Linked DNA regions of Mus musculus: regions 2, 3 and 4 are each linked to region 1. A link is a loop called in an ENCODE intact Hi-C map of the cell type or tissue named here. Cell type or tissue: heart. All regions are shown on one strand. Links, peaks and the distances in the headings refer to the core of each region. The heading gives the core; the rest is flanking DNA. Region 1 holds the start of Hmga2 (high mobility group AT-hook 2). Region 2 overlaps Hmga2 (high mobility group AT-hook 2). Region 3 has its middle 24 kb from the start of Gm34952. Region 4 overlaps Hmga2 (high mobility group AT-hook 2).

What was found. Peaks named below come from ENCODE experiments on the same cell type or tissue, not always from the same donor. Only the 100,000 strongest peaks of a DNase experiment are listed, where the experiment ranks them.
Region 2: it touches region 1 in a loop (2.5-fold over the local background); 4 of 42 quality-filtered maps call a loop at or near these places.
Region 3: a loop joins it to region 1, with 2.0 times the contacts of the local background. A loop is called at or near these places in 6 of 42 quality-filtered maps.
Region 4: it touches region 1 in a loop (2.5-fold over the local background); 3 of 42 quality-filtered maps call a loop at or near these places.

The regions. Positions count from the first base shown.
Region 1 is chr10:120,473,920-120,479,958 of GRCm38, reverse strand. It overlaps Hmga2 (high mobility group AT-hook 2), which reads left to right and starts at 3,490. Exons shown (of 5, transcript NM_010441.3): 1 at 3,490-4,006. The coding sequence starts at 3,896. In heart, for the core only: a CTCF peak has its summit at 2,682; no DNase peak of the experiment used is centred there; H3K4me3 peaks cover 4,414 bases; H3K27ac peaks cover 4,424 bases.
Region 2 is chr10:120,382,458-120,388,496 of GRCm38, reverse strand. All of the region lies in intron 3 of Hmga2 (high mobility group AT-hook 2), which reads left to right. It overlaps 1700006J14Rik (a long non-coding RNA gene), which reads right to left. Exons shown (of 7, transcript XR_003948966.1): 4 at 5,037-6,039; 5 at 4,641-4,764; 6 at 4,271-4,404; 7 at 1,589-1,760. Among named protein-coding and RNA genes, the nearest start is that of 9230105E05Rik, 4.0 kb to the left of the region's middle. In heart, for the core only: no CTCF peak of the experiment used is centred there; a DNase peak (open chromatin) is centred at 3,516; H3K4me3 peaks cover 442 bases; H3K27ac peaks cover 2,720 bases.
Region 3 is chr10:120,549,212-120,555,250 of GRCm38, reverse strand. No RefSeq gene overlaps it. Among named protein-coding and RNA genes, the nearest start is that of Gm34952, 24 kb to the right of the region's middle. RefSeq lists an enhancer at 1,654-3,293. In heart, for the core only: no CTCF peak of the experiment used is centred there; no DNase peak of the experiment used is centred there; H3K4me3 peaks cover 2,354 bases; H3K27ac peaks cover 2,735 bases.
Region 4 is chr10:120,374,098-120,380,136 of GRCm38, reverse strand. It overlaps Hmga2 (high mobility group AT-hook 2), which reads left to right. Exons shown (of 5, transcript NM_010441.3): 4 at 5,437-5,469. All of the region lies in intron 3 of 1700006J14Rik (a long non-coding RNA gene), which reads right to left. Among named protein-coding and RNA genes, the nearest start is that of 9230105E05Rik, 12 kb to the left of the region's middle. In heart, for the core only: no CTCF peak of the experiment used is centred there; a DNase peak (open chromatin) is centred at 2,546; H3K4me3 peaks cover 396 bases; H3K27ac peaks cover 983 bases.

The DNA of each region.
Region 1 (6,039 bases), core at 361-5,360:
TTTCTCGGTAGACTTGGCTGTCCTGGAGCTTGCTCTATAGACCAGGCTGGCCTTGAAGATCTGCCTGTGCCTGCCTTCTGAGTGTTAGGATCAAAGACATGTGCCACCATTGCCCAGGTGCACCCAAATTTATAAAGCATGGGGCAGGAGATCTTAGAGCAATTATGTTTGTGCACAGAATTAAATGAGAAGTACTTGGCCCCAAATTTTCTATATTATCTTATTTGTTTTTTTAAACCGAGTTCTGAGTCTTCTCATTGGGTTTCACCAACCACTAATGCGCTTGCCTGAGCTAAACATCAGTCTAAATCCCACATCCCAGATCAGTAGAAAACTTGTTGATGTGACCCAAGGTGCTGATGCCCGATTTGACAGCAGGTGAAGGAGAAAGGGATTTCACGCAGAAAAGCTCAACCTGGAATGAATGCTACAGAGAGAGGGAAGTGAATAAAGGATTGAGAAACCTAAATTTGGGGATTCAACTTCTCAAATGTGAGTGAGAAAAAAAAATGTTTCCTTAAGACAAAAAAAAATATAGCCATTGAGCTTAATTAAAAGACTGGTATATAAAGATAGCACCTCAATAATAAAAATCTTGATAATTTAAAAAATAAAAACAAAGTTTTATGCTTTGCCTGAAAAAAAAAAAACCCAAAACAAAACTATACAGTAACTTAAAAGGATTATAGGCATCAAAGAATAACAATGTATAAGGCTAACTTGATAAAATGGAAGGAAAAACTTGTTTATATCCTGGTTTCTATAAACTCAAAAGAGCTCAAATCTGAGAACAAAATGGAATGAAAACAATTGGCTGGATTTCCCTTTTTAAAAATGTGATTCTCTTAGATTCTAGGTTATTGTGAAAAACAAAACAAAAACCAAAAGACACAACCAACCAACCAAGCAAAAAACCCAAAACCAGCACACATGCACATACACACAACAACAACAACAACAACAACAACAACAACAACAAAACAGTTCAAAGCTCTCCACTGCCACCACCCACCCCGACCCGGGGTTGGAATCTCATGCTTGCTAGCATTTGTACCTTAAACAAACAAACAAATACAAATCTAGGGAGATAATGTGATTCTCAGCATAAAATTAGCTGACTGAAATCCTGGGTGACTTTTGCTTAAATCCATTTCCTAGAACTTAGTCTGTCCCTCTGGCCAATCAAACAAGAATCAAAACAGAAGCCCATATTATGCGCATGTGTAAAATGCACGCATCAAAGAGTAAATGTACAATCTCTCTCTCTCTCTCTCTCTCTCTCTCTCTCTCTCTCACACACACACACACACACACACACACACACACACACACACACACACACACACAGAGGAAATGTGCAAACTCCTCAGCTAGGAAATGTCAGTGCACTCGTGAGAATGTGAAATTTCAGTCCCTTTGATGAAGATACCATCTTTCAGCCAAGCCCTGACAAAACCTTAGGTTCCTGTTAGACCCCTCCCTCGGTATTCATTTGCTGGGCTCCATCTGGAGGTATGGGGGTCTCTTCCTCTCCATCAGAGCTAAGCGTTCCCAGACTCAACGCCAGCCCTCGGTTCCTGCAGAGCACTCTATGTACAGAGAAGTGTCCCAACTCTGCAAAGGGCAGCTGGAAACGGATTTAAAACGGCAACGCTGACCAATCAGCACAGTCGCGCCCAAGCAGACATTTACACGTGCCTCAAGTACAACGGAACCTGGCAGAGCCTAGATCCCGGCGTTAGGGCTGTAAAGAAGGCGTTTTTATTCCACGGTGTTCCGTATCTTTGTAAGAAAAAAAAAAAAAAACTTCACTGGGTGAACATTTTTATTCTGGAGTCAGTCCAACACAATTTTGGGTGCGATGTGGGAAAATCTGACCCTAAGATTTTCTTTCTTCCCCCTTTCAGATTTGTGTTATTCAAGGATGAGAAAGAGGTGCCTTTTAGAACGTTTTACGCCTTTCAAAAAAGTTGACTGTGGCCACGATGGTGTTCACATAACTTAGAAACAGCCCAGGCTATAAAATTAGGACTTGGCAGAAAGGAATTCTGAGGGAGAAGGTTAAAATGAAGGCAAACTTCAGGCAATTGGTGCGGTGGAAGGATAAGTGATCGGTAATATCCCATAGAGTTATGGGCGTCCCAGCACGGGGGTGCAGCGCCTGCTCCAGGAGTCAGTCCTGGGGGAGGGGACCTCGATAAAGGAGCTGGCACACTCGGTGTTCCTGTGTATAGTGTGCAAGTGTGTGCTTTTGTTGCGAATGTGCTTACTGGCACCATCGTGTGTCTGGTAGTGTGTGCTTAAGCACGGGTTTGTTTGCATGCCTGCTTGCCAGTGAAGTGTGTGTGCGCGCACACATGAATTTTCGTGCAAGCTTGTCTGCGATCACACGCGTGGGCCCGTGTATCTTTGTGCACGCTTGTTTGTGCGCCGGCCCGTGCACTCTGGGGTGAGGGCATTTCTCAGTGGAGCGGGGGGGGGGGGGGGGTCGCAAGGGGCGCTCCGACTCCTTGGTCGCTCTTTTCCCGGGGCTGAAATAGTAGACAGCGGCGGTTGACCCTGAATGCTTCCGGAAACTTCGGGCAACCCTCGGTGGAAGCACAGGTAGAAGCCAAGCTCTCCAGGGTGACTCTGAGATAGTCATTTTCTTTCGCCTTCCTAGGACAGCCGCTCAGGGGTGGCCTCCAGCGGCGATCCGGCAGGAGAGCCTAGGCCCTGTCTTTTTAACCCCACTGCTGGCGGGAGCACGTGAGCCGGGGCTCCGGGTGGCAACCGGGCGCCGCCGCCTTCGAGGCAGTTGTGTTTCGAACGCTGCCTCTGGCCCGCGGCCAGGCGCCTGGGCTCGGCTGTCCGCCTGGCCTGCCCCCTCCTCTTGCTTCTCCTGCAGCCCCCTCCCCTTTATCCGCCCACGATCAGAGGTGGGCACTCCCCGTTCCCGCCACCCCCTCCGCAAGTGCGAGCGCGCGTGTACACACACGCACACGCACGCACACACTCATCCCTCTTGAATCCCGGGCAGGAACTCTGAAAACTTGCAGCACGGGCAAAACTTGGGCTCCGGGTGCAGAGCGCAGAGGCCAGCAGCTTGTCCCTCTGCATCTGTGCAGTGCCGCCGCCTGACCCCGCCACCCGAGGAGGCGCGGTGCCACCCACTGCTCTGTTCCTTGCTAGAGCTGAGCTGGGCGCCCTACCGGATCCTGGCAGAAACTTCCACTCTCTCCTCGGTTTCTGACCGCACTAGTCAGTCTCTATCTCTGTCCCGTTCTGTCTCTTTGTCTCTGTCTCTCTCTGAGTTTCTGTCTCTGTCCCTCTTCTCTGTGTCTCTCTCTGGCTCTCTGCGTCTCTGTCTCTCCTTCCCGCCCCCCTCCCTCTCTCTCCCTCTGGGGTGGGGGAGAGGAGGCGGAATTCTTTCCCCGCCTAACATTTCAAGGGACACAATTCACTCCAAGTCTCTTCCCTCTCCAAGCCGCTGCCGAGCGTCCCAGTACCCGCAACTCCCGAGCCTTTGCGGAGAGAGCAACCCTCTCCGCCTCCAACTCTTCCCTCTCCTTCGCTTCCCGCCTCCTCTCCCTACCTCCACCTCTACCTCCGCCACCCACTGCCCGCAGCGCCTCCTCCTTTCCTCCTCCTCCTCTCCTCCTCCTCTCTTCCTCCTCCCCTCTCTCTTTTTGGCAGCCGCTGGACGTCCGGTGTTGATGGTGGCAGCGGCGGCAGCCTAAGCAGCAGCAGTAGTCCCCGGCGCACTCGCCAGCTCGCCTGCTCTCGCCGCTCTTGCCCTCTCCAGCTCTCTACATCCCGTCTCCCGAAAGGTGCTGGGCGGATTCGGGGCGGCGGAGGCCGAGCGGCTGCAGCGGCGGTACCGGTAGAGGCAGTGGTAGCGGCGGCGGGAGGCAGGATGAGCGCACGCGGTGAGGGCGCCGGGCAGCCGTCCACATCAGCCCAGGGACAACCTGCCGCCCCGGTGCCACAGAAGCGAGGACGCGGCCGACCCAGGAAGCAGCAGCAAGTCAGTACGCCGACGCGGAGGGGCCACTCAGCCCACCCGCGACGCCTCTGCCCCCGGGGCCCCGCGACACGCCGGGCGACCGGAGCGCGGGAGCGCAGCGGCTACGGCAGCGCAAGCTAGCCCGCCTGCCACCCGGGTGTAGGTGGGGCGGGAGACCGAGTTCCCCTGGAGAGTGCGCGGCGCAGTCTCTCCGGGTACCCGCGCTCCCCGGCTCCAAGAGCTGGGGTCCCGCGGCGAGCCGTAGCCACCCGGTGGAGGTGGGGTCGCGCGAATCGTGGACAGGGACTTTCGCTATTGTGCGCAGCCCCGGAGCGGCGCGGCGTGGCTCGGGGGGGGGGCATCGAGCCTCGGGGGTCCCAAAGAATAAAAGCGTCGCTTTGTCAGCCGCTTTGGCGACTGGGGGGACTGGGGAGTTCAGGAGGGGCAGGACTGCGAGTCCGAAGCTCTTAGACCCGCGGCTTTCTCCGGCTTCTCGGGGCCGCCTTCCCGTAGGAGGCTGATGCGCCGCGGCCGCCCCCTCGGTGCCCTCCCCACACTCCATGGCCCAAGGCTCGCGCCCTCCCGACAAAGAACGCGTGCGGAGCCGACTGCCCGCCTGGTGCTCCTCCCGAGGATATTTAAATGCCTGCCGAGCTGCTACAGCCGCCGGGGCTGGCGGGGAAAGGATCCCGGAGGATCCCAGGCCCCCGCGGGCCCGGGAAACGCGCTTCGCCCAGGGAGCTCTGGAAGGAAAGTGCACGGTAGCCAGGGTCGCTTCCCCGCCAGGAGTCGGGTCCCTCTTTGGCTCCTCGATCCCGCTCCTCTGAGCAGCCCAAGTTTTAGCTTCCTCTTGGGCGAGTGGCTGGGGGCTGGGAAGGGACGGTCGAGGGGCACCCAGGACCCCGCGGAATGGAGGGTTTTGTCTGCGGATGCAACCAATTAAGAGTGCAAGCCGGCTGTTGCAGAGTTGTGCGCAGCGCCCAGGGCCGGGGGCGGGCGGGCGGGCGGGCAGGGGGTTGGGACGTTCGCAGCAATTTCCAAGCCTAAGGACGCGTCTATTGAGAACAGTAAAACTCCCTTCCCGGCCTTTAAAAAAAACCAAAAACTTCCCATTTTTTCTTTTGCTTTAAATCGCTTCCCTCGGGCCAATAGGCGGATTAGAAAATAGTCCTAAATTGCCCCCGTAGAGCTAGGTGGGAAATCGAAGAAAGTTTGTTGGTGTGTTTTAGAAAAACAAGGAGTGTACCTTTTGGGAAATCATCAAAGGAAACAAACTAATCTAGAGGCCGCCGAGATTTCCCGCTCTGCCCTTAGCGACACTTTACAGTGCTTTGGGATCCCGTTTTACACCTCCCAGGAAGTCTCCGCTCTACCCCCTTGCTTCCCACCAGCCACCCAGGTTTTCTGAATCCTACTAATCGCACCCCTCCCCCAAAGGCTAAAGGAAAACGCATTGAGATCCGGAGGCGGCTGGGAGTTTTTACCTTTGAGTGAAGGCCGAGTTCACAAAGAAAAATGTGTTTCCGATGTGTTTGCTCTAAGTGCCCACTGGCGCTGGTGTCCAATGGAAGTTTCTAAGCACCCCCCTCCGCTCTCCCCCTCCCCCGCTCTCTAGCTTGCGAACTTCCACGGAGAACGCTCCGGAGTTGTAATTAGTCTCGTTTAAGCACCCAATCTGAATGAAACGAGAGTAGATGATTCACCGGAGAGACGTTCAGCGTCCGCGGCAAATCTATCGCTTTTTCTTAATTGCCTGAGTATTGGCTACTTAGCCTAGCACCCAATAAAGTCAAACGTTAATATACCTGGTGACCTCGTGGCTGTTTCAATTTCTCTTTCCCAGATACTTGGATTTTTCTCCCCACTACCCCGTTTTTCTTTCCAGTCCACCCCCCCCCTCCCGCCCAAAAGTCTCTTTAAAAAAAGGTTTGAGGACAACATGTTTATTTTTGTAAAAAGATATTTAAATTTCGACTGAAGATCATGCCTGTCTCTCCAAAAGGAAGTGGAGAATTGAAGCAATTATCTAGATAATTCAAGCAAAACCTTCCACC
Region 2 (6,039 bases), core at 743-5,742, 92 kb after region 1:
TATAAGCACTCTGCCTTTGCCCACTGAAATTACAACATCTGTGACACTCAGCCCCCAAAGGGACCCTGACTGTGTCTCCTGCCAGCTCCTTTGCAGCCACTGGGACTCTGTGCCTTGGAATAGCTAAGCCGCCTGCCATTTCCTCCTTTCAAATAATGAAACGTGGAAATGCAAATCTCCTGGGCAAGCTCCAAGTATTAGGTGGTATTTCCTTAATATATTGCTTCTGATCCTTTGGGGGAATCAACATTAGAAACTGACTTTGGAAAATGAAGACGCCATCAAAGTTCTATATTTTGAATAATCAGTATCTTAATTTTTTACAAAGATGACCTAAGTTTTCTTATGTATCACCTTGAATTTTGTAACTTGGGGAGGGCGAGAATGATGATATTGAACAAGGGAGCGCCCTAATTATTTGAGACTTTGAAAAAAAAAAGAAGGGAAAAGGTATATTTTTTAAGGTTTACTGCTGAGCTTTGCTGTTAACTGGGTGTTTGGATATTTACCATCTGCATACAGAGTTAGGCATGGGGCCGCTAAGATGGCAGACTGGAGCTGCACTGGAGGGAAAGACATCTGTATTTTTCACTCACTTGCACAGTAGCCCTAAAATTTTCAAGCTTGCTTTTTGTTCAGCATCAAAGAAAGGTTGTTTTATAGTTACTGCATTTTCCTTTTTTTTTTTTTTTTTTTTTACCCACATGTTCCATGAAAGGGGTGAGAGGCACTGAGTTCTTCTATTTATTCTTTGCAAAGTTACTGTTTTGCCCATGGTCCTTCTGCATACCGTTGCGCTGGATAGGAAAACATAATTTTGTTCTTTTTTTTTTTTTTTTTCTCTTCCTTTGAAGGAAAAAAAAAATTTAAGAGGTTTAAATACCATTCACGTTTTGGAATTTCCTTCTTTATTTCCTCCTAAACCGCCGTCTCCCAACTATATAAAGCAATCCAATGTTGAAAGAGTTTCACTCCTATAAAGACCTTTTATATGATTATAACCCCCCTGTTTATCAAGGGCTACAAGAACGGGAGCCAGGAGCTAACTGAGTTTATAGCTATGTGTCTATGAATATACGTGTTTGTGGGCAGGGAGGTCTCCATATATCCCCAAGTGTGTCCAAATGCTCACAGCGTTTTTAGCATACAAATTGCCAATTAAACATCTACAGTTTTCCATCCCCTCTACAATTTTGAATGTGGGACCTATTAGCTGATGGGAGAAGATTGACACCGTCAGTAGCAGACTAAAATGCTTAACAAATCCAAGACACTGAGCTTTGTCTGAGTCTCTGGCCCTTGGCTCGGCTAATTAAATATTGCGTTAATTAGCCTCGTTCCTTAACTGTTTCTTGATCTCTCGGTAGAAATTTGTCTTTGGGGGTCCAGGTTCTCAAGCGAAAGGAACAGCTTAGGGCCCATGAAGGAGAACTGTCTTGACTGCTACCGAGAGATGGAAGGAGAGGTCCTCCTATTCTCTTCCTCCTTCTGAATAGCCAAGGACCTTAGCCCAGAGAATGGTGCCCACCCACTTTGAGAGTACTCCTCCTCCCCATTATAGGTTTCTGGAGATACCCTCACAGACACACCTAGAAGTACGTTTCCCTGGTGATGCTAGCTCCAGTCCAGCTGACCCTGGGGATCAACCACCACGTCCATCCTTCAGCCTCTTTTCTAACATCCATCTGAGCAGCCTCTTCGTTCCGAGATGGTTTCTAAGTATCTCTTTTCCAACATCCATCTGAGCTGCACTGTTATTCCTGGATGGTTTCAAAGTATCTGTCAGCTGCCTAAATTCTTCTCTCACACATGGTTTCTAAAATTACCTATATGTTCACGGCACTCCTTCCGAGAGAAGAGAATCCTCACATCTCCTAAAGAGAAGGTGCTATGAGCATTTTCAATCCTGATTTAGATAAGTGAGCGTTCTGGGCGATCTGCTACCCCACACAGCCAAATAAGCGGGCTACAGCTTCTCAACAGTGGTGGCTTTCTGAGCATTCAAAAGTCACAGAGAGGGTAAAACAAGCATTGCAGGAGTCTGGTGGCCATTTCCTGTGCTCAGTCCTTTCTCCTCATTATAATAATGGTCACATTGTTTACTAGTGTTAGCATCTTTCTTATCCTTTGATGTTTTGGCTTCTCATTAGAGAACTACTGGAGCGCATGCCACCGAATGGTTTGTTCCATGCAGCCCACCGGCACATTTACACTCCTGTGTTTTACTATCTAATATGTGGTGGCCATAACCGGAGAATGCAAGACGTGCCTTCAGAAGAACCCTGGCCCCTATAATTTTTACCAAATCATGCTTCGTCATGCCCCCGTTTTCCCCAGTGCCATGCAGCGTGCACAGATGCATGCTGAGCAAAACTGGGGAGCGCTTCGGAGCTTTGTAAGTGAATGTGATCTACATATCGGGCGAAGGACTGGGAAATGTACACCCTACCCTGCAGCCTGGCAGTTGTCACAGGACTAACTTGTACCCTCTTAGCTGACTCCTGAAGGAGCCCGAGAAAGCCATACAGGTGTCAGGAGAGAGACCCAGCCACTCTGAGGCAACTAAGCAACTAGCTGTTCTCTGAAGGACTTAAGGGCACTGCAGAGCAGACTGGGGGAAAGAGCTGTTCCCTTTACAGGAATCCCAGCAGAAAGCAACACAGAAGAAGGTGTCCACTCCCCTAGGACTGGAGTTATAGGCAGTTGTGAGCTGCCCTGGTGGGGGTACTGGGAACTGAACCCAGGCCCCCTGCAGGAGCAATAAGTGCTCCTGAGGGCTGAGCCATCTCTCCATCCACAAATGCAATAAACTGCAAGCTTCTTTCTAAAGAAATTCCCTACAGTGGTACATTTTAAAGACTGCCTCTCTTTCCCAGAAACACCCCTCCCTCCCCCTCCCCAGAGCCTTTAAAGACTGCCTCTCTTTCCCAGAAACACCCCTCCCTCCCCCTCCCCAGAGCCTTTAAAGACTGCCTCTCTTTCCCAGAAACACCCCTCCCTCCCCCTCCCCAGAGCCTCACAGGTAGGAGAACAGGAAAGACTTAAAGCTGAGCCTTGCAGGCAGCCACTGAGTACTAAGGGGCTACCTTCTTAATGCAGTGTCATATTACAGCAATACTAGGAAAAAGCTTTAAGGAATTCTCATCCATGCCCAGTACATACTACTTCAATGTTTACTGACTAGATCCATGGGTAAACAGAACCCATGGGTCAGAGGTAGTTTGTAAGCCACTATTAACCATGATTCCTGTGACAACTGTGAATGCAAGGGCCGTCTCTCTGTCTGTCTGTGTGTGTGTGTGTGTGTTATGCGTGCGTGCATACTCCATTCATGATTCCCCCCATTCTTAAGATCGGTTGGGGAGGGCAGCTCTATCCACTAATCAGGTACTTAAAATAGCCATGCTAGTGGTGGATGAAGGAAGTCAGTCTAGATAACATCTCTGTGAACTGTGTGCCTGTGAACTTTAAATCACACGATACAAAGGAAACTTCCATTGTCTTGTGTGGGGCTTGGGGGCGGAGCTGAACAAAGCACACGAAACACTCTTGTTTTGGTGGCCAAGGATATTCCTGGAAGGCTGGAAGCCAGAATCTTCAAGGCCACCACAATGACAAGACTCCAGTGACAGACCGGCAAACTACAGGACCGTGTGCACCACAAGTGCATAGTGCAGAGGCCTGTGATCGCTCCCAAGGGTGCCACCAAGGTCTTTGATATTGAACAATGAAATCATAAACACTATTGCTGCCCCTGCTGCCACTGCTGCTACCAGCGCAGCCCACCCCAGTGCTATTAAGTGGTGTTTATTACATTCCTACCGCCCGCAGTTGCTCTGTGCACTTTAGTGACTTCTAATTTAGTTACCCCCAACAATTCAGCGAGGCATCCATGTTACACCGATGAGGAAAGTGACATTTAAACTGCTTAAGAAGTCATGCAACTCCTTGCGTAGAGTGAGTCCCAGACCCCAGTTTTGGTCTATCTTATTCCCAAACCGTATCTTATAACGCTATCTTGAAAGTCCTTTCCTGGCAGAACTCCCCAGGTACCAGGAGACTGTAACCTCCAAACTATATTAAATTTCTTGGAGGGAATCCCTCCCCCACCCCAAGGCCCAAAAAGGCTGCCTTGTAATAGCTCCACCTGACTGACTGGCTTCCACATCCTGAAAGAGCAAATTTATTTAAAAAAAAAATGTTACAGCAGTGACATTCCCTCCCAAGATCAGAGGTGCATACACATAGGTGGCAGCAAGCCCAGACATACCAAAGCGTGTTATCTAGAGCCAAGGACTTTACACCACTGCATCTGTAGGGAGACAAGCATCTCATTTCAACAGACAGCTTGTTCATATAGTTGGGATCCTCCTGGCGGAACTGACAGGGAGTCGGAAGAGCATCCTAAAACAAAGAGAGCGGTTATTGCCCTCTCGGAGGGGCCCCTGCGCGCCCTGGGGTTCTGCTCTTCAGTGTAACTGAGCAGAACTCCGGTTGGCTCCCAGGAAAAGCCTGGCGGCACTGTCAGATTGAGTGTGGCTAGCATTATTTATCTATTTACTACCCATCATCTCTGGGATTCCTTGAAGGGGACAATGAGTCACAGCCAGTATTTAGGCAGCAGTGGCACTGTCACTCACTGGGTGTCAGGAATGGCTTCCTTCACTCTTCAGTCCGTGACCAAGTGAATGCACTCAGCAGTTTCCAGGGATAGCTCAGACGAGCCAGGAGAGCCATCTCACCGTAAGGTAAAGCAGGTAATGCCTGTACATTGTAGAAAGAGGGACTGTGCTGCTGCCTCATCGGACAGAGCAAGGCAACATCCAAGGGAAAGTCTGTGCGAGTTGATTTCAGAGCCAGGAAGGGGTTCCCATCAGCCACCACGGGCAGGCCAGCACAGTGGAAGCCAAATTAACTGAAGCCAAACTCCATTGGCACTCTGTCTCCCTTCCTTATTGTCATTTGGTTTGGTGACACAAAGTGATCTTTTTCCAAGAATCGGGGATGGGTTAACTTGCTGGAACTGGTCCAGTTACCTGACAGGGAAATTTGCTCAGCATGAAGGAAGAGTGTGTTAGTGTTGCTTGCTTGCTTGTTTGTTTTCGTCCTCTGGCTTAGTGGGTCTTGACTCCTTTGTGGTGGTGGTGGTGGTGGTGGTGGTGGTGGTGGTGGTGGTGGGGCTGTCAAATGACTCATTCACAGAGGGCTTCATGTCAGATACCCTGCACATCAAACCTTTATATTAGGATTCATAACAGTAGCAATATGACAGTTATGAAATAACAAAAATAATTTTATGGTTGGGGGCATCACCACAACATGAGGAACGTATTAAAGGGCCGCAGCATTAGGAAGGTTGGGAACCACTGTTTGGCTGAACATTTCATTACTAAATCAACACCTCTCACTCTTGTGGTTCTGAGAGGGAGGGACGGAGGGGGAGAAGGGAGGGGGACGTAAGATAACAGGGTAGAAAGACGGACTCTGAGCAACTTTTGACTCCCAGAATTTACCACTGTGGAAGGTGTATCATCACGGCGCTGGCTATATTCAAAAACTTATATCCTTGCTAGTCAGTTGGAGTTGGGGTCTCCTTGTATTCCTAAAAGCCTACAGTCATTTTCTTTGATTTACTTGAGACTCATCAGAACTCATTATCTAGGTTCTTATATCTTGGTTTAATTCTTGTTAGCTTTCATCACATGAACTGACTTATAAGAAAAAAGATAAAGAGATATATAAAAGATAAAATCATATCTAAAAAGTGTGTTAGCTTTCTATTACAATAACAGAATACCTGAGGGAATCAAGTTAAAAAGAAGAAAATGTTATTTTATCTCAACGTTTGGACATTTCAGGCCACAGAGGTTTGGCTTTTTTGCTTTGGAGAAGAAAAATTTTCTTCCAGGCAATGAGAGGATTTAGACATTACATAGAAACCTTTCTGAAAATGTGTTCCATACAGAAGACAAAAATGTGTCAGGCTGGGTCAGGTGGCTGGACCGAGTCTCTGCGGCCAATCTCATTCTGCACTAGGGG
Region 3 (6,039 bases), core at 713-5,712, 75 kb before region 1:
CATGGGAAATGTCCCCATTCGATGCTTAGAAAGTAACATCTCTCCTCTCATCTCTTACATGGTCTTGGGTAGAGTAGTGGAAACCTTCTGGCTGGTTTTTAAAAAGAGCATGCGGCTTAATTTCAAATCCTCAGCCAGTTATAATATTGTAAACATTATCGACATGTTTCTGTTTTAACATTAATGTCAAGTGATTATATCCGTACCATCTGCGTTGTGTGTGGAGGCCAGGGGATGATATCTTGTATCTTCCTCTTAGTGCCTGAGATTCTGTCTCTCACGGAACCTGGAGCTCCATCATTTCAGGTAACCTGGCTGGCAACTAACAAATCCTCCCATCACTGTCCCCTCCAGTTCTGGGGTTACTAACCAGGCCAAACCATACCCAGCTCTTTTCTTTTCTTTTCTTTTCTTTTCTTTTCTTTTCTTTTCTTTTCTTTTCTTTTCTTTTCTTTTCTTTTCTTTTCTTTTCTTTTCCTTTCCTTTCCTTTCCTTTCCTTTCCTTTCTCTTCTCTTCTTTCCTTTTCTCTTCTTTTTCTTCAAGCACTTTACCCATTGAGCCAATCCCATGGCACCAGTACACTCAATGACAATAGTGTCTTTGATAAGATATATTTGCTGGGGCTGGAGAGATGGCTCAGAGGTTAAGAGCACTGACTGCTCTTCCAAAGGTCCCGAGTTCAATTCCCAGCAACCACATGGTGGCTCACAACCATCTGTAATAAGATCTGACGCCCTCTTCTGGTGTGTCTGAAGACAGCTACAGTGTACTTACATATAATAAATAAATAAATATTTTTTAAAAAAAGATATATTTGCTGCTACAAATCAACCGTTTTTCATCAAATAAAGTTATTTTGAGACAGACTGTCTGATGAGCAACTGTTTGCTTTTATATACAACAAATAAAGTCAGCTGGCCAGTGCTTCCCTTTGTTCAGAGATTAGAAGTTAGTAGACATGGTGAGAGGGAAGAAAAAATGTGAACTAATTTGGAAATTGAGAGGAGAAAAGAAGGGGGAGAGAGGATGGGAGGGAGGGAGACAGAGAGACACACACACACACAGAGCCATTTACACCAGGTCTTGGATTCAAACCCAGAACTTTAAACAAAAGCTCACCTTTAAACAAGAGTGCCACCCACCAGCACAGCACACTTACAGCAGGTGGGTCCCTTAGGGCTACCACTACCTCCAGCAACCCACCTTTACCTGCAGCTACCTCAGGATCCAGATCTGCGTTCTAGCACAACAAACGCAAGGATGTGAGTTGAGTCTGAAGACCACAGAAAGTGACTTTGTGAATGTCCCCCTACCATGTATCCGCTTAAACATCTTTTTGTTTTTACTATTGCAACTTGTTCCGTTATTCTCTTCCTTCATTTCGATACTCTGTTCCTCACCACCATAACTTAGGGAATCCAAATTACCTTGCACCCCAAGATCACATCCTGAACATGAAGAGGAAAACACAATGTAAGGGGGCTATGATTTAGGCGACCTTCAGAACCCTTTCTTGTTCATCTCATCCTGTCCCTCCAAGATCCCGAATCTCTTCCCTTCTGTGTCACTTTCACTTCTAGGTCAACAAATATTTGACCGTTTTGAACAGATGTGTTTGTAAACTTACATGAGGAGCTCTTGAGAAGTAAGTTAGGGCAAGAGAGAACACTGCTTCTTCTCTCTCAGGAGAACCTTTAGCATGTAATCTCTACCTAACATGTCTCTGGGCAGATTATGATCTATGTCCAAAAAGGCTGGAGGAAGCCACGGGAGGATGCAGGCTCCCTGACTTGCCAGTCAGCACCTTCAGCTCTCTCCAGACCCAAAGTCTGGACTAGGTGAAACCAGCCAGCTCCATGCCTGGCTCAGGTCGAACCACAAAGTCACGCCTAACGTAGATTTGCCCATTGGCTGCAGGCCGGGCGCCCCTCAGTCTGAGGGGGGCGGAGTCTGGAGGGGGTGGAGTCTATCGGCAACTGGGCCACTGCTCCCACCCTTCTAGGGGACCCTTGTTTGGCGGTTTCTTTTTCCTCTTTGGGAAAAAGTTACCAACTTCATTGGCGTCGCTGCTCTGCAACTAGTCCCTCCAACCCCGCTCCCGGAGGCTGAGCTCAGATGCTCCGCAGACGCCGCCCAGCGGTCCAGGCCAGGGGCCCCGTGCCTCTGTCGGGGTCGCCTTTTCTCTGCTTGCACCCACGGCTACACCGATCTGCACAGCAGCATGGAGCCCGCACGCTGCCGGGTCCCCTCTCCTGACGTACACCTACCCCACCCCCTAACCAGTAGGACACTCTCCATCCTACTCCGGGTCCTCTTACGTACACCACCTTCACTCTCACCGAGGCTACCTAGAGTCACAGCCTCCTCCCTCCCGGTGGTGGCCGCCTTCTGTGCGTTCCCTAGGGTTCGTCATGCGCTAAATCTCCTGGCTCACATTTAGGGATCATATCCCCGCGCGCGCATTTTCCGAGATCACCCACGTGCTCTCATTCTCATTCTGCCCCAGCAACGGCCCGCATTGCGCGGTGGCCCCTCGAGCCGCGGATCGTGGGAACCAGGCTGGGCCCCTTCGTCCCTGTCCCTCCTAGGTCATCCATCTCCCACCCAGTCTGCTGCCGAGACTTCAAAGGCGCCCCTGCCGGCGCGGGCCCCCTGACCCCGTGCGCAGAGCAGACGGCTGGGGCGCTCGGCGCGGAGGGAGGCCAGTTGGCTCATCCAGACACGCTCGGTCCTGCAAGTGGCTGCGTGGGTACCGAAACGGCCTTGGGTCTAGCCGTACAATAGCCTCTGACAAGGCCGTACCACGCTCGGGCCACCTAGGGTTGTCCCCCACCCCCATTCCCAACCCTCCGCCAGCAAGGTCCTTGATTCGTTTCTTCCGGAAGGAAATCTGGATCAGGACTGACTCCTTTCCAAGCAGAATAAGAAAAATCGTTCCCAGCGCTTGCTCCCCCTCCTAAAAATAAAATAAAATCAAATCAAAATAAAAATAAATAAGAGTCTCCCCTGACACTTAAGCAGCACTTCCTTCTTTCTTCCCTCCGTCCCATTCGGACACCCCTAATTGACAGACTCTAATCCCCGGATCGGAACTACTTCTGCCGGGAAGATTTGGCCGGCTTTTCCTTTTCTCTCAGCATTCCTGAAAAGCCAATTCGTTCTGAGCTGCGTTGATGGAGGGCAGGGGGGAGGAGGGTTACTTCCAACTTCTGGCACCACCTGGGTGGTCGCCATAACCCAGCGGTTCCCTGTCAGCTGTGTATTCTCCTCCACTCTATAAAGGCGGCTTTGCGGGAATCGTTAAGGCTCTTCGCCATCGATCTGCGGGGTACATGTATTGATTTATACTTATAATCAACTACAGTGTGAGATTTCGGGGAGGGTGATGGTGTGTTCCCGGTGCATAACTAACTGTGGCTGTGTGTTTGGAGATGTTGAGTTCAAGCGAAACAGCTTTTTGCATGAGGCTCTCTAAACATTCTTTTTCACACACTTAAAAATATTAAGGCTGTGCTCCACAGTTCAGCATTTTGATTGGCTGTGGTTTTCTGTAGGTAAAACACTCCAAGAAAAGATGGGGGAGGGGGGGTTACGGGGAGGGGGCGTGTCTCAGCATAACTTCGAGTCCTTTAAAAGGAATAGGTTAAACTTAGTCGGCAGCACTAAGATACATATTATACATACAAGGGAGAACACAGAAGCCCTGAGACTGCCACTAAACAACTCAGGCTCACAGCTTTCTCCACCCTAACAATGTTTCCTCACTCTGAGGAATCATTGGTGATCTTCTGGTATGAAAGTCTGAGCTGTGAGCAAGAGAGCAAACTGGACAGGAATTGCTCAAAGGTGGAAGACATCAACTGCTCTGCCTTACACAGGATTTGTCGTCCAGTGGTGCCTGGGCCTTACGGTACCAATGTGGATGGGGGTACGCAGACCCTACCTGGAGGTAATTAGGTCTTTGGGACACCAGTCTCAAAACCTGCTAGGTTAAGGTGGTTCTTGTGGAACCCTGGTTAGTTCTGACGAGATGAGTTGTGGTCCTGATCTTGTCTAGCTTCCTATGTCATCATATAACTGCTCCCTCTCCCACGTGCGTTTCCTTTCAGCCGTCCATGAGGTGACGAGCTTAAGGCTCCTCAGAGCCCAAACCAAAGAAGTTGCCTGATCTTGGGATTTCAGTTTTCATAACTTTTAGTCAAATAACCCTTATTTCTCTATAAAATACCCAGCCTGGGGTATTTTGTTGTGTTGTTGTTGTTGCAGCAAAAGAGAAAAGACTAACTTAGGATCATCCCAGCTGGACATGGTGCTATGTGCCTTTCATCCCAGCCACTAGGAGCCAGAGTCAGGCAGATCATGAGTTTAAGGCTAGTTTGGGTTACATATTGAGTTCCAGAACAAAACTAGAGAGACCCTGTCTAAAACAAACAAACAAACAAACAAACAAACAAACAAACAAACAGAAAACCCAAAACAAAACAAAAAAACAAACAAAAAACCAAAATAAAACAGCAAAATAAGTTATTAGAATTATATCTCATTTAAAGTATGAACAGAAGTTATAAGTTTACATTTTTAGGAAAATTTAATTTTTAGCAGCAACACAGAACAGTGAAGAGCAGTTCATGACAGTATTCCTGAACAAAAAAGACCCCTGTAAGAGGTTGATAGTCAAGACCATTTATTTCATCTAGCAATGGATTTCTACGTATCTCTTCTGAGGCAATATTGGTCTTTATTTTGTCTCTGAGTAAGTACACAAGTCTCCAAGCGATGAGTTAGTACTCATATCCCATTCACTAATAGATAAATAACGCTGTAATAACAGCTCTTATAAGGTGGGCTCCTGACTTTCGTATGAAATTGTGCCCCTTGTTTTTGTTCCCAGAAGTAGAATTTGCTGAGGTGGATGGTCATGTGTCTTCTTCATCTTTTGCCCTTCTCTCCATATGCTCCTTGGGTGCACTAAGAAGACGGTCGCCTCCGCTCAGTTTGGGGTGTGAAATACGCAGTTTTAATTTAGTATTTTGTAACCACAAGTTCCAATCTTTGAAAGCACCATGGTTCAGTAGAATGTCCCAATGGGGGTAAACCTGTGTGCCCTTTCATGGTTTTCTGTTCATTTTGGACTATTTTCTAAATTGCCACCTAATTTCCTGCAAAGGAAATCTCTCCCTATGTCAAACCAACACTTTTCAAGTAGGACAGATTTGTAAAGTTCAGACTACCTCTGGTTTATAGTCTATACCAAACTCTAAGGCTTGGTCACGAAGGATTCCTGCCTGCTATATAGCATCAGCCCCCTGTCTCCTGCCTCCAGCCCCCACCCCCTCCCCACTACTCTATGCTGAAAGCCTTCAACCATGTCATGTATATTAAAGATCAGGAGCACTGGGCCTTTTCAGCTTGATGTTGCCCTGTCTTCCCATCCCTCCTCACCCTATTTCTTTACTTTTGTGTCATCCCCATTGAGCCTCCTGCTGACAAAACACTGTTTCCTTATTCATTTTGTATTGAGTTTCCACCCTAGAGCTAGCCCAACAGCTGTGTCTGCAACTTACTGGCTTTGCGACTTACTAACTGTCCGATTCAGTTATTTAACTTCAGGAGGTTTTCCATGTCTTTATTTGTAGGTGGGTAATAGAATTATGGGGAAATATGGAGACTTAGATACAAAAACACATAGAAAGCTCTTAGAATCAAGTGTGGGGTCGAGCAAAACTTACAGTATTGTATCATGTTACTATTAAAATCAGTTGGTGGCCTGTGAGGTAGTTCAGTGGGTGAAGAAGCTGGCCACCAAGCTTGATGACCTGAGTCCCACCCCAGGATGTACATGGTGGAAAGAAAGGACCAAGCTCTGGAATCTGTCCTCTAACATCCCCACAAAGGCTGTGAGTGGTACGCCTAGCCTAATGTCCACCATGAGTAAATATAATAAGTATTTAATTTAAAAAGTAAGACTGTCAATAAGGTTTTTGGGTTTGTTTTGTTTTGGTTTGGTTTGTTGTTTTTTTTTTTTTTTTTTTTTTTTT
Region 4 (6,039 bases), core at 541-5,540, 100 kb after region 1:
GAAAAATAGGTAAATAATATAAAATGTTACATGATTCAGTGTAAGACCGGAAACAATGTTTTTGGTCAATGAAGCAAGAATTGACTCTGTATCTTTTATGGAAAGTAAAATATAATGAAAATAACCACACTATTTCCTCTCATAAATACCGTACATATGCCAGGTGTGGTGGTGTCTGCTTTTAATCCCAACACTTGAGAGGTAGGGGCAGGCAGATCTCTTGAGTTTAAGACCAGCCTGGTGTTCGTAGCAAGTTCCAGGCCAACCAAAGGTATATAGTGAGACCCTGTGTCACGGGGTGTGGGTGTGGGTGGGGGTGTGGGTGTAATTACTTTGCCCTATTGCTTCATGGCTCTCAGAATCCCCAAAATATGCTATTTCCTTTTTCATATCTGCTCTACAGTGTCATGGGCTTCAGACCCCAAGCTGTTCATATGGACGTTAAGACAGTGATTTGCTTTGAGTTCAGGTTGACCTAGCCTTGGATAAGCTAACCTGTGCAGCAGTACACTGAAGGTTAGAGAGGTTCCTCCTTGTCTTGATAGGATCATGTCCCATTAATACAAAGCATTTCTTCTAAGTTTCTCGATGCTGCTCTTGGTGGCGATGGTGAAGGTTATTTTCTTCATGAGCTGAATTTTAGAAGTTTGGAGTGGAGTCCAGGGAGATGGGTTGGTGAATAAGGCAACTGAAGCACAAGCTTAGGTAGGTCCCAGCTTCAGGGCCAGTAGCATCACATAGAAGCCAGGTATGTTGGCTCACGACCCTAACTCCTCGCTGGGCAGGCAGAGATGGATGGATTCCTGGAATGGGCCGATCAGCCAGCCCAGCCAAATAAGTGAGCTCCAAGCTGACTGAAAGTCCCTGTCTCAGAAAGAGGGCTGGCAATGCATGTAGCTGGTGAATAAAGGCTACTTGCTGTCAAGATGGACAGTCCGAGTCCCATGGAACCCACATGGTAAAAGAGAACCAATCCCCACAGGTTGTCCTCTGGACTCCTATCTATGTGATGGCAGCCATACATGAGCCTCTGTGAATGAATGCAGACATAAAATATGTAAGTGTAAAAAACTCTATTTAGACAGAGAACTACTGAGGAAGAAGACACCCGACGCTGGCATCTAGACTCCACGTGCACACACACATGTGCATGTGCACACACACACACACACAGGTGAACACAGATACAACTGTGTCTCGACACATACACATGCATCTAGACTCCATGTGCGCACACACACATGGATGTGCACACACAGATGAACATAGACTCCACGTGTATGTGCACACACACATGCATCCAGACTCTATGTGCACATACCAGTGAACATATATATGCCACACATACCCATGCATCTAGACTTCACATGCAAGAAGTTTAAATGAAGGGAACCCAAATAAGTTCTTTCAGTCTCTTGTGGTGAATTCTCCATGCAGGGAGAGGCTGAAGACCAGCCAGCTGCCCGCACTGAGCAAGCCTGCTGTGTGCACACACTCAGTAGAAACAGAACCATTGGAGTTGAAACAGGTTGCTGCCTCTTCAGGAAAACAATCATTATGAGATCTCCCACTGTTAGAAGGAGAAGATTCTGAGGGAACTGGTCTACCTGGGCCTCGACAGCTCCTACTGACTATTGGCATCATTGACTATTGGCATCGGCCCCTAAGAAAGAGCTGACCTAGCAGGGCTTGGCCCCCACAGTGAACCCCACCCCCAAGTAGGCCAGAAAGCACAGCTGTTCCGTTGGGGCTGGCCCTGGACTAGACTGCTTTGTCTAGTCTGTGGACGTGAAGGGGTTTCCTCAGGAGAGAGAATGAATGGGTTCAGTTTGTTTCCGTTTCAGAAATAAACTCAGGGAGATTAAAGTTTCTATGCCTTAGTTTCCTGGTGAGAAAATAAAAACAACGAGGAGTATACCTTCCTTGACAAGGGATAAAGGATTTTTACCTCTCTGTAGGATGTGTGTGTGTGTGTGTGTGTGTGTGTGTGTACAGCATATTATATATTTATCAAGATTTATGAAAACATAAAGCTATCCACTCTAGAGATTAATAAGCAGAGTTATCACTCAGTCCTGAGGAAGATGGAGTGGCCAGTGTGTGTCTGCTTCCCTGTCTCAACACTTAGCTCTGAGCTAAGTGATGCTCCAAGGCAGATAAGAAAGAAGTGGGCGCGATTTGTTGCCCAGAAAGCATCCAGCTGGCAGTTTACTTCCTTTCTGTTTTTATGAATGGCGGTCATATTATGATTTGGTCTGTTTTTCCTGACCAGAGCCATTCATAAAACTAAAAACAAAACAAAATAACAAGAAGAAGAACAGCAGCAGCAGCAACAACAAAACTTTCTGGGCACAGTCTGGAGCAAATGGGTGCCAACGGCTGGGAAAACATCCCAGCGGCCTTAACCGCAACCCGCGTTGAAGGCATTCAAGGGTCTGTTTGTTTGGTGGCCTGAGAAGTAAGAAGTGCTGTGTCTAAGTGTAGCCGGGAGAAGGTCTGTGACATGAACTAGGCTGGGAGCCAAGGCTGGCAAAAGTTCAGAGATTGTCTTTCTCCTCACTGAAGTGTCAGGACCTAATTCATGGAAAATTGGGCGAGCTGGCAGCCCTCTCGGAGTTTCATTGAGACGCGCTGTTCAGGACTCGCATGAATGGAGCTCCTTAGCCAAAAAAGGAGGGGGCTGACGAGCGGTCGGAGCCAGACAGCCTTCGAGAATGTGTGTGCATTCGAAACGGTCTGGGAGGAGAAGTACAGGTGTAAGTGGCAGGGGAAAAGAGGAAGAAAGGCCGTCTCGACTTAAAAGCGACCCTTTGAAAATGAGCACTCTCTCGGCACACACTTCTGACTCCTAAGAGGCGTGAAGCGCACTGTGCTTCCTGGGTTCAAGTCAGCCTAGGGAAAAAAGGAAACATCTCAAAACCTGGGCTTTGATGCTGTTATCTCTGCTGTGAATTAAAGTCATGAGGCAGACTTTTTTTTTTTTAACAGTGAAAATATCTCTTTTTAAAATCTCATCCATCTTTTAAAAAAAATACTCTGCTAATTTTATATAATGATTTCAAGATCCAAGAAAAACATCACTCCCTTACAGACATTCTGTATTCCGAACACAGTGAGTTTAACCCACCTCCCGTGTCTCTGAAGGACTGGAGCAATTTCATCTCTTTGGCTTGAATCTCTAAGTCAAAGGTGGCTCGGTTATACTTGCAAACTTCAGGAATGTGTAAATGGAATTAACAGGGCTTATAATCAGACACAACCCTGCTGTCAGGAAGTGAGTTAGCAAAGGTCTGGGACTTCAGATCTGTCTTTTGTCTCACTGAAGAATAACAGTAATTTCTGGAGCTTGATTGGAAAATTAATTCAGGCTGCAGAGAGATCTCAGAAGTTTCACTCAAAAGGGGAAATAGATATTATGGATATAGATATGAAAATAAACTATAGATCTGAGAAAGGACTATATCCAAAGCAGCAGAAGGACCCCTAGGTCTTTTAGTCAGGGTTTCTATTGCTGTGATGAAACACCATGATCAAAAACAAGCTTGGTGGGGGGGCGGGGGCGGGGAGGGATTTTTATTCAGCTTACACTTCCACAGCACTGTTCATCCCTGAAAGAAATCAGGACAGGAACTCATACAAGGCAGGAACCTGGAGGCAGGAGCTGACGCAGAGGGCATAGAGGGCTCTGCTTACTGGCTTGCTCCCCATGGTTTGCTCAGCCTGCTTTCTTATAGACCCCAGGTCCACCAGCCCAGGATGGCACCACCCACAATGGTCTAGGCTCTCCCCCAACAATCACTAATTAAGAAAAAGCTTAACAGACTTGCATACAGCCTGATCTTACGGAGGCATTTTTTTCAGATGAGGTTTCTGCCTCTCAAATGACCCTAACCTGCGTCAAATTGACAAAAATGTAGCCAGCAGAGGCCTCAATGTTGGAAAAAAAAATTTTTTTTTTGTTTCATCTTGTTTTTTAATGAGCAAATCATTTGAATGGATGACTACTTAGTAAGCACTTGAAAGATGTTTCGTGTAATTAGTGAGGAGGGGAATTCAAATTGGCATTTAACTTTCCACCCGGTTGGAAGTCAAGACTTAAAAAACGACAGACGATTAACAAGCGCTGGCACATCCGTGGGGAAAAGATTAGAACACTCTCTCCCGCACCAGTGGTGGGTCTATAAAATAGTGTGCCTGCTTTGGAAAGCCATCCGGCCACTGCTCAAGTCGGGTGGGGGTGGAGCATTGCCATTACCACTCAGCAACACCGCTCCTAGGTGACCCACAATGAATGAAAGCCTACCGTGGTGGAATATGTCCATGAAAGCTCACAGGAGATGCTCTCAGTAGCCAAGAGGTGGAAACAGCCCAAGTAGACACCAACCAATGAGCATCCAGATAAGTAACATGGGGGAGTACTGCTTGCCATACAAACCAGTTAACTGTTGACGTCATAGGAGTTGTTACAAAAGGGTTGACAGATTAAGGCAGAAAGGATGTAGGTGGGCGTACGGTTCAAGGACACACAGTTCCGTAGTGGCTGGGGAAACGAGGGCGGCAGGAGCCCGAGGCAGCTGGCCGCTTTACTCTCTCTGTTTGGAGGCGCAGAGAGGTGAGCGTGGTTGCTCAGCTTCCGTACTTCAGTCTGGAACACAGACAGTGGGATGCTGCTGTGACAACTTCGAGGGCGGGTCTTCTCTCTGGCTAAAACTTTTCCGGAAACATTTTCACAGACACACACACACACCCAGGGGTGTGTTTCCATGGTGATTGTAAATCCAAATATCTCAAATATTACCATATGACTTTCCCTCCTCACCTGGAAACAGAGAGAGAGAGAGAGAGAGAGAGAGAGAGAGACAGACAGACAGACAGACACAAAAGCACCTGTTGCATGATTCTTCCACTATGAAATGTCTGAAACAAGGCAATTTAGGTAACAGAAGGCAGACTGATGCTAAATTAAGCTCAGGAGGTTGACTAGGAAAGTGGAGAGCCATGGGGAGTGGCTACAAATAGATACAAAGTTTCTTTTATGGAAATTTAAAAATGTTCTCAAATTAGGTTGCGGCGCTAATTATGCACCAGTTGCGTAATAAAGATTCCTCTCAATTCACTGACTTCAAATGAGTGAATTTCGTGGTTTGTAAGCTTTATCTTGGTAAAGAGTCTTCCAACTCTTCCAGTTCTATGATAGCAGACTTAAAACCAAGTTATTCCTATAGCAAGCCTATTCCGATATGAGTACTAACCCTATTCTGTCATTCCTCCACATGTGGAGGCTCTCTAACTTAGATGAACTTCCGGGGTGTTCAGTTTTCTCCTTGCTTTGCAGGTCCCCAGCCACACTGAATGAACTCACTGAACACTCAGGTTCTTCCCTCCCTGGGTCTCCCTGCAAACTAACACCACTTCTTTTGTTTGTTTCTCCCTCAGCCACAACAAGTCGTTCAGAAGAAGCCTGCTCAGGTAAGACACGCCCCCTTGTGATTATTCTCAAAAAAAAAAAAAAACTCAAGCAAAATACATATGGAGAAAGGTTTCCAAGCCTTTAATTGGCATTTTCTTATTCTGATTATGACAATGTCGAAAAAGCATTGAACATTTGTTGTATCCTTCAGAACCAGGAATTATATATATGTATGTATGTGTGCGTGTGTGTGTGTGTATGTATAGATAGATAGATAGATAGATAGATAGATAGATAGATAGATAGATAGAGATAGTCTGAGATTATATTATTACAAACTCCAGACAAGGCCAGTGAACTAATTCAGCCGGTAAAGGCACTTGCTATGCCGACTTCTAGTGCCAGAGTCCACTTGCAGGGCGGCCATGTTTGTGTGCAGATAAACAAATCCGTGAACAACAGGAAACCATCAGGGTCTTTGGTGTCAAAGAAGCATCAGTAATGTACAAAATAAAACTGTGTCAGGGCTGTAAATAAATATTTTAATTTTATTGTATGTTTTACCAATACTTTCCTTTTGGGTTTGTTTGGTGTCTGTCTGTTTTGAGAGAAGGTCTTTCTACAAAGTT